Regions from separate parts of the Homo sapiens genome. Here region 1 is linked to region 2. A link is a loop called in an ENCODE intact Hi-C map of the cell type or tissue named here. Cell type or tissue: CD4-positive, alpha-beta T cell. All regions are shown on one strand. Region 1 overlaps RTN4IP1 (reticulon 4 interacting protein 1). Region 2 has its middle 24 kb from the start of CD24.

Region 1 (5,000 bases), 390 kb before region 2:
GAGACCATCCTGGCTAACATGGTGAAATCCTGTCTCTACTAAAAAAAATACAAAAAAATTAGCCAGGCATGGTGGCAGGTGCCTGTAGTCCCAGCTACTCGGGAGGCTGAGGCAGGAGAATAGCATGAACCCGGGAGGCAGAGGTTGCAGTGAGCTGAGATCGCGCCACTGCACTCCAGCCTGGGCGACAGAGCAAGACTCTGTCCCAAAAAAAAAAAAAAAAAAAAAAAAAAAAGAAATCATACAGAGACTACACTACTGCGCTCACCCAGGAACAAAGCCAAAGCACTCTACTCAAACAACACAATAGATACATCTACAGGAAAAAGTACTGGAAGTACTAGCCAGAGCAATTAAGCAAGAGAAAGAAATAAAAGGCATCCAAATTGGAAAAGAGGATGTCAAATTGTCCCTCTTTGCAGATGACATGATCTTACATATAGAAAAAACAAAAGACCACCAAAAACCTCTTAGAATTGATAAACAAACTCATTAAAGTAGCACAAAATCAACATACAAAAATCCGTAGCAGCCAGGAGCAGTGGCTCACGCCTGTAATCCCAACACTTCAGGAGGCTGAGGCAGGCAGATCGCTTGAGTCCAGGAGTTCAAGACCAGCCTGGCCAACACAGCAAAACCTATCTCTACTAAATACAAAAATTAGCTGGGCACAGTGGCACACGCTTGTAGTCCTAGCTATTTGGGAGGCTGAGGTGGAAGGATCACTTGAGCCCAGGAAGGCGGAGGTTGCAGTGAGCTAAGATCGTGCCACTGCCCTCCAGCCTGGGTTACAGAGCAACACTCTGTCTCCAAAAAGAAATTTTTTTAAATAAACAAATATAAATAAAAATTTAAAAATCAGTGGCATTTCTATATACCAACAATGAACTAGCTGAAAAAGAAATCAATTTCATTTACAATAGCTACAAAAAAACCACTTAGGAATAAATTTAACCAAGGAGGTGAAAGATTTATATAATGAAAACTAGAAACACTGATAAAAGAAATCAAAGAGGGCTAGGCACGGTGGCTCACACCTCTAATCCCAGCACTTTGGGATGCCAAGTGGGGGAGGATCGCTTGAGCTCAGGAGTTCAAGACCAGCCTATCTCAAAAACATACATATAAATTAAATAAATAAATAGAAAAGAACACAAAAAAATGGACATCCTATGCTCATGGATTGGAAAAATAAATGTTGTTAAAATGAACAAACCACCCAAAGCAATCTACAGACTTAATTCAAGCCTTATCAAAATATCAATGACATTCTTCACAGAAATTTTTTAAATCCTAAAATTTGCATGGAACCACAAAAGACCTTGAATAACCAAAACAATATGCACAAAAATAAAACAGCAGGAGGCATCACCCTACCTGACTTCAAACTATACCACAAAGCTACAGTAACCAAAACAACATGGTACTGGTATAAAAACAGATACATAGACCAATGGAACAGAATAAAGAACCCAGAAATAAATCAACCTATTTATAGCCAACTGATTTATGACAAAGGCAACAAGAATTGATGTTGGTGAGAGGATAATTTCTTCAATAAATGGTGCTGGGAAAATTGGATATCCATATGCAGAAAAATGGAAACTAGATGCCCATCTCTCACCATATATAAAAACCAACTCAAAATGAATTAAAGACTTAAACATAAGACCCAAAAAAAAACTATTAGAAGAAAGCATATGGGAATACGGGCAAAAATGATATAGGTAAGACTTCAAAAGCACAGGCAGCAAAAACATTAATAAATAGGACTATATCAAACTAAAAAACTCTGTACAGCAAATGAAACAACCAATGAAGAGACAACCTGTAGAATGGGAGAAAGTATATTCAAACTCTACAACCAACAAGGGACTACTACCCAGAATATATAAGGAACTCAAAAAACTCAACAACAACAAAAAAACTAGTAATCCAATTAAAAACGTGCAAAGGATCTGAACAGACATTTCTCAAAAAGAGAAAAATGATCAAGCATAGGCAAAATATGCTGTACATCACTAATAATCAGGGAAATGCAAATTCAAACCACAATGAGATCTCTCACCCTAGTTAGAATGGTTATTACCAAAAAGACAAAAAACAGGGCTTACTTAGGCAGCACATATACTAAAATTGGAATGACACAAAGATTAGCATGGTCCCTGAGCAAGAATGACATGCAAATTTGTGAAGTGTTCCATATAGAAAAAAGACAAAAAAAAATAAATATTGGAAAAGATGCAGAGAAAAGGGGACTCTTATACACCTTTGGTGGGAATATAAGTTAGTATAGCCAATATGGAAAACGGTATGAAGTTTTCCCTAAAAGTAAAACTATCGTAAGATCCAGCAATCCTACTACTGAGTATTTATCCAGAGGAAGGAGAATCAGTCATATCAAAGAGATATCTGCACTCCCATGTTTAATACAACACTATTTGCAATAGCCAAGATATGGAATCAACTTAAATGTCCATTAACAGATAAACAGGTAAAGAAAATGTGGTATGTATACACAAGGTAATACTATTCAGCCATAAAAAAGAAAGAATGATATTCTGTCATTTGTGGCAACAGGGATGAGCCTGGAGGACATTATGTTAAGTGAAATAAGTCAGGCACAAGAAGATAAATACCACGTTTTCACTCAAGGGGGAGCTAGACAAGGTTGAAGTCACAGAAGCAGTGAGTAGAACTGTGGTTTATCAGTCGCCAGGAAGGGTAGCAGGGAGGGAAGAACAGGGTGAGGTTGGTTAACAAATACAAAATTACAGCTAGATAGGAAGAATAAGTTCTAGTACTCTATAGCACTACAAGGTGAATATAGTTAATAATAATTTATTGTATACTTTCAAAAAACTAAAAGAGAGGATTTTTAATGTTCCCAACACAAAGAAATAATCAATGTTTGACTTGAAGGATATGCTGATTGTTCTGATTTGATCATTACACATGGTATCCATGTATTGAAATATCACACTATGCCCCATAAATGTGTACATTACATATCAACTAACATTAAAAGGAAATAAATAATGTGTATAACTTTTCTCCTATTAATCTATTATCAGTTGATTTCAGCAGACTCAGTTATAGAACCTTCAGAGGGCAGAGGTAAAGTACCTTTTGCCCTGACAATTCAAACATAGCTTTAGTCTTCCTAAATGAGGGAAAAAAGTATGAAAAGTGCTTCAAAAATACATTCAAAAATTAATTCCCCCATGAAATATTTCACCCTCTTACTTTTGTCCATTCTTATAGAAGTGTTGCTAGTCAAATTCTCATTTAAGTTCCTCACAATATATTACCTGCACTCTCCAACTTTTCCTCTCACTATTTCCTGAATGGAACTCTTCCTCTGAGACTCTGTTCCCCTAATTCTTCCCCCTACATTGCACACACACTGGTCCATTCCTCCAGGCTCTAGAATGCTATAATTACCTGCTGAGGTCTCCTTTCCCTTGAAGGACCAAGTCCCAGTTTTCCTCTACAATACCCTTAACATAGCCTGGAACCTGTTATCTATGCCACACATCCTACTTCCCAACTTATTCTGCAAGCTCTTAAGGTCAGAGACTTCATATTATGCCCTGCATTGGCCACAGTGCCCTGGATGTAGCAGATGCCTGATCAAAGTTTCTTGACTTTCAAAATCATCCATGGCCAGACATGGTGGCTTACGCCTGTAATCCGGCACTTTGGGAGGCTGAGGCGGGAGGATTGCTTGAGCCCAGGAGTTGAAGATCAGCCTGGGCAACATCATGAGATCACATCTCTACGAAAAATAAAAAATAAATTATCTAGGTATGGTGGTGCTGAGGTGGAAGGATGGCTTGAGCCCAGGAGTTTGAGGCTGCAGTGAGCAATGATTGTGCCACTGTACTCTAGCCTGGGTGACAGAGTGAGACCTTGTCTCTAAAAAAAGAAATCATCCAATCACCATTATGTCCTACAATCAAGGCAACAACTGCTACTACCTCAAGTGAGGGGATCGCCTGGCTACTTGAAAGACTGCATTCAAGTTTCTTCCAGTAAAGAAAAGCTTGAAAATAATTTCTAATTCTCTCTCTGTGAATGCTGGATACTAAATATAATGGCTACTTCAGGATCCAACTGCCAAATACATCTCCGACCTCATTATTGTCAGTTCATCTCTTCCCTATAACTCTTGATCCAAAGCAACTTCATTCCCTCAAATAAAAAAGCAAAACTGTGTTTCACAGCAGGGCTTAGCAAGAGTGGTTCTGCAATAGCAGCTTCAATTCTTTGTGTTGCCACCTGATGGCGACCCCAAGTGCAAAAGCAGCAAGGAGCAGGTCCAATGAATGAAGCGCTGTTAGCTTGTAAAGGAGCCCTGAGGACACATCGTTTTCTGGTCCTGTAAACTCCACATTTTGTGCAGGTTTCAACCATATCTTTCTTCAAAGTCCCCAAAAAGAGAGTAGGCAAAATAAATTTTTTTTTTTTGAGACGGAGTCTCACTCCGTCGCCCAGGCTGGAGTGCAATGGTGCTATCTCAGCTCACTGCAACCTCCGCCTCCCGTGTTCAAGGGATTCTCCTGACTCAGCCTCCTGAGTAGCTGGGACTACAGGCGCCCACCACCACACCTGGCTAATTTTTTTGTATATTTAGTAGAGATGGGGTTTCACCATGTTGGCCAGGCTGGTCTCGAACTCCTGACCTCAGGCAATCCGCCCACCTCAGCCTCCCAAAGTGCTGGGATTACAGGTGTGAGCCACCGCACCCGGCGGCAAAATAAATTTTCAAGCCAACAATAAGCCGGTCGGTCTTCTAAAGTCTGAAGTCTTGTGGCTCAACTAATTATTCTTGTTGTATTCTTCACAGCACGTTCAATGCAAAGGGAAGCAACTGCTGTTGCTGACCTCCCAATGGCCCTTCACTTAAGTCCTACACAGTGGGAATACTTTTTACCTAGCTTGCTGTAATGGCCACACTATATATTCGAATCTCACTGAAGTAGAAGCCTATTTGTGAT
Region 2 (5,000 bases):
TGTTCACTGTTCTGAGCTATGGACTCTGGGAGAGGCCAACCTGGATGTTTACGCTGTACTTATGAAGGTGTGAAGGCTCAGAGCAGGGACACAGATGGGGGCATGAAGAACACCTGGACCCTGGCCTCGTTCCTTGGAACACAAGTCATACAAGAAGCCAGTGGCCTAGGCTGGGCACAGTGGCTTACGGCTGTAATCCCAGCACTTTGGGAGGCCAAGGCAGGCAGATCACTTGAGGTCAGGAGTTCGAGACCAGCCTTGCCAACATGGTGAAACCCCATCTCTACTAAAAAACATACAAAAATTAGCCGGGCATGGTGGCACGTGCCCACCATGCTACTCGGGAGGCTGAGGCATGAGAATCGCTTGAACCCAGGAGGCAGAGGTTACAGTGAGCCAAGATGGCACCACTGTGCTCCAGCCTGTGAGACAGAGTAAGACTCCTTCTCAAAAAAAGAAAAAAAAATAAATCAATGGCCTTTGTTTTAAGCTAGGTGGAGGTTGCTAAGTAGAGGTTGCTGTGTGGGAGTTCCTACTAACCTGCATGCTTTCCACAAAAGGCAGTGGAACTCCTGTCCAGCCTTCCACTCTTGGACACTCCATACATAAGTCCCCTGAATAAACTCTGTCTTTTTTTTTTTTTTTTTTTTTGAGATGGAGTTTCACTATTGTTGCCCAGGCTGCAGTGCAATGGCACAATCTTGGCTCACTGCAACCTCTGCCTCCTGGGTTCAAGTGATTCTCCTACCTCAGCCCCCTGAGTAGCTGGGATTACAGGCGTGCGCCACCATGCCCAGCTCATATTGTATTTTTAGTAGAGACCAGGTTTCTCCATGTTGATCAGGCTGGTCTCAAACTCCCGATCTCAGGTGATCTGCCCCTCTCAGCCTCCCAAAGTGCTGGGATTACAGGTGTGAGCCACCATGCCCGCCCTAAACTCTATGTCTTACCCACTGTCTTCAGGTCTTTTCTTCGGTCTCTCGGTGACTGTGCCTTCCCAGTTTGCCTGTTTGGGGGCCCAGCACAACACAAGGAAGAACGCAAGCCAAGGTCTTTCTTTGCTTGGATGATTTCTATGCATTTCTCAGGACCCAGATTAGTGTCATCTCCTTGGAAAGCCATCCCTTACCCTTCAGCCTTGGTTAGGGCCTTTCTGAAGTGTCCACCCCTGCATCCCCCAAGTCCCCAAGCTTTCCTCTGTCATTGTACGTGTAACAGGGATTGCAGCTTTTTCCTCACCAGCTGAGCTCCTTAAAGAAAGGAACCACATCATGTTCATCTTCCTTTCCCCAGTACCTAGTAAAGTGCCTAGTACATAATAAGTCCTCAGCAAATGAATTTCTACACAGGAACCACCAGAATCCAAGCACAATGAGAGGAAGGCCACCTTTTACTCTAACTCCGCCTACTCACTTTATCTTGAATTTATTAACATCCTAGGCTAAGAGCCATTTTATATCTCAACAGAAACAGCAATCTTAGAAAATATCTTCAAGTAACTCTTAAATTAGGATACTATTAAGCCTCCTGGCTAATCTTAGAGCCCTTCGATGGTAGTTTTTTGATTTATATAACCAGTTTCTAAAACACATCTTCACTCACTAATAAACCGACACGTATGTGGGTCATTCTTCTGAAATTTGTGTTTTATTCTAACTGTATATGAAGACTTTGATTTGGTTGTACATGAGAATTTAATCTTTCCACTATGGTGGTAATTTTTTATTTGTCTTAGAGCCTCAGATGTGGCCACCCTGGGTACAACAGGGCATATCATTTCTGTCTCATCTGTAACCTACAGGATCAAGCAGACCTGAGCTCAGATTTCAGCTCACCCACTTCCACCACAGACTTGCCTTTCTGAGCCTCCTGTAAAATGAAAATGATCATATTTATGCTGGAGAGTGTAACAGGATGTGAACATGGAAGTCCTTTCTGTCTCCATTTCAACCGAAGCTCAAAGGCCTTCAACAAAACAAGTTCTCAGGTTCCAAAGTGAGGTGCCAAGCGCCCCCTGCAGGAACTGCAGAGCAAAGGCGCTTTCTCCTCACCCCAGTCCAGTGAGAGGTGCTCTTAGGGGAATAACGGGAGAGACAAACACTTATCTCTTAGAGTTTAGTGGAAGAAGAAAAAAGAATGAGAAATTTAAAGGTCAAGGCTGTGCCAGAGCAGGAAAGGGGCTGCATCATGGGCAGCCTGCCCATCCTCCAACGTCAGCCAGAGACACTCAGCTCTACGTTCCAGACGTGGGCTCCCAGGAGAGCTCTCTGGGGTGCATTTTGAAAGGCCCCCAACCTGAGGTGACATTCTGCCATGGGCAAGCCAGCCTCAGCAGGGGCTGGAGGCGTTCCACAGAGCAGAAAGGGGGACGCGGTCGTGTGTGGGGGGCGTCAAAAGCAAGGCAGCAGCATTGCCCCAGTCAGGCCTGTTGCCACACTGGGGGCAGAGGGAAAGCTTTCTCTCTGCCCACTGAAGGTTTGCAGAGCATAAACTGATGAAATGCAGATACACAGGAGAAAAAGGCATACGAAATTTACTTAATGTGCATAGAAGAAAATCACAAGACTATGATTACCCAGTAACCCGATGAGGCCCGGCTGCTTATATTCTTCTCCATGGGGAAAGGGAGACAGGGGTTGTAGGAGTAAATGATTTCCAAAGGAAATGAATGAGCCAAAGAACGATGGCTGGGGACAAAGTTCCTTTGAGCACTGGGGAAGGCGGCAGGAAGGTGAGGGGTGGACTATTACTGTGAACAAGTGTTCTTTTTTTTTTTTTTTTTTTTTGAGACAGAGTCTCACTCTGTCACCCAGGCTGGAGTGCAGTGGCATGATCTTGGCTCACTGCAACCTCCACCTCCCGGGTTCAAGCAATTCTCCTGCCTCAGCCTCCCCAGTAGCTAGGACTACAGGTGCGCACCACAACGCCCGGCTAATGTTTGTATTTTTAGTAGAGACGGGGTTTCACCATGTTGGTCAGGCTGGTCTCAAACTCCTGACCTCAGGTGATCCACCTGCCTCAGTCTCCCAAAGTGCTGGGATTACACACACACATGAGCCACCGCCCAGACCATCAATGTTGTCTTATTATGCAGATAAAGTCTCCCAGGCAATCTCTCAGGGCTGCTGTCAGAAGAATAGTTAAAAGCTCCACCTGGTTCGGTGGCTCACCCCTGCAATCCCAGCACTTTCAGAGGCCGAGGCGGACAGATCACCTGAGGTCAGGAGTTTGAGACCAGCCTGGCCAACATGGGGAAACCCTGTCTCTACTAAATACAAACATTAGCCAGTGTGGATGCAAGTGCCTGTAATCCCAGCTACTGGGGAGGCTGAGGCAGGATAATCACTTGAACCTGGGAATTGGAGGTTGCAGTGAGCCAAGATCAAGCCACTGCACTCCAACCTGGGTGACAGAGGGAGACTCCGTCTCAAAAAAAAAAAAAAAAGAAGAAGAATAGTTGAAGGCTGCGTACAGTGGCTCACACCTTTAACCCAGCACTTTGGGAGGCTGAGGTAGGAGGGCCCTTTCAGCCCAGTAGTTTGAGACCAGCCGGGGCAACATGACAAAACCCTGTGTCTACACACACACACACACACACACACACACACATACACACAAACACAAAAGCCAGGCACACAGCTGTAGTCCCAGCTACTCTGGAGGCTGAAGTGGTGGAGGCTGAGTTAGGAGGATTGCTTGACCCTGGAAGGTAGAGGCTGCAGTGAGCTGTAATCTCGCTACTGTACTCCACACTGGTTGACAGAGTGAGCTGCTGTCTCAAAAAAAATTTTTTTTGGCCGGGAGCGGTGGCTCACGCCTGTAATCCCAGCACTTTGAGAGGCCAAGGCGGGTGGATCACAAGGTCAGGAGCTCGAGACCAGCCTGGCCAAGATGGTGAAACCCCATCTCTACTAAAAATACAAAAATGAGCCGGGCACAGTGGCAGGTGCCTGTAATCCCAGCTACTTGGGAGGCTGAGGCAGGAGAATAGCTTGAACCCAGGAGGCAGAAGTTGCAGTGAACCAAGATCGCACACTCTAGCCTGGGCAACAGAGCAAGACTCTGTCTCAAAAAAAAAGGTTTTTTTTACTAATAATTTAAAATTTACATAATAAAATAAAAATAGATGGAAAGTCTATCTGGGTATGGTGATGACTCCCAGTCTCTTCTATTCTCGGGTAGTTGATCATTCCTGGCTATCTGATGAGGTTCCTAGAGAGAGGGGTCTTAAAATAATTGCATTTATTTTGGAAAGAAGCTTTGTTAGTCAGATAAGGAAATTCCAGAGAGAGTTCCTGGGAAAGAAAGAGAAACAAAGAGACAGAAAAGCTGGGAAAAGTCAAGAGAGGGAACTTGGTTCTGAGGCTTATCTCTGAGGCCTTTCAATTTCAAGAAGTAAACTCCATGAGTTTGAAAGAGTTGGCTTAATCTTCTCAGTGTACACAATCAAATATGTACATAATTATATACGTACATAATCGTATAAATTCAGTGTATATAATTGTATAAATTTATGAAAGTTGTTATCCCCTACTGTTTCCCAGAAAACCCTTGACTCGGAGATGGGAAGAACTTGCATTCATTGTGCACCCCTTAGACAACTGTCTGTTCCATCACACACCAAGGCCTTCATGGACATCTCTGGCCCTGCTGAAATGGAATAAAGAAACTCCCGGCCAGGCGCGGTGGCTCACACCTGTAATCCCAGCACTTTGGGAGGGTGAGGCGGGCAGATTACGATGTCAAGAAATTGAGACCATTCTAGCCAACATGGTGAAACCCCGTCTCTACTAAAAATACAAAAATTAACCGGGCGTGGTGGTGGACATCTGTAGTCCGAGCTACTCGGGAAACTGAGGCAGGAGAATTGCTTGCACTAGGAGGTGGAGGTTTCAGTGAGCCGAGATCGCGCCACTGTACTCCACCCTGGGTGACAGAGCAAGACTCTCTCAAAAAAAAAAAAAAAAAAAAAAAAGTAAGCATTTGGTCTAAATTATGCA

Evidence for each region. Hi-C counts contacts between places; a loop is a spot of excess contacts. Peaks named below come from ENCODE experiments on the same cell type or tissue, not always from the same donor. Only the 100,000 strongest peaks of a DNase experiment are listed, where the experiment ranks them.
Region 1: it touches region 2 in a loop (4-fold over the local background); 10 of 110 quality-filtered maps call a loop at or near these places.

Annotation. Positions count from the first base shown.
Region 1 is chr6:106,605,610-106,610,609 of GRCh38, forward strand. All of the region lies in intron 4 of RTN4IP1 (reticulon 4 interacting protein 1), which reads right to left. It also overlaps the pseudogene RNU6-527P. Among named protein-coding and RNA genes, the nearest start is that of RTN4IP1, 21 kb to the right of the region's middle. In CD4-positive, alpha-beta T cell, CTCF peaks have their summits at 2,675 and 2,876; a DNase peak (open chromatin) is centred at 2,672.
Region 2 is chr6:106,995,792-107,000,791 of GRCh38, forward strand. No RefSeq gene overlaps it. Among named protein-coding and RNA genes, the nearest start is that of CD24, 24 kb to the left of the region's middle. In CD4-positive, alpha-beta T cell, no CTCF peak of the experiment used is centred here; a DNase peak (open chromatin) is centred at 2,010; H3K27me3 peaks cover 190 bases.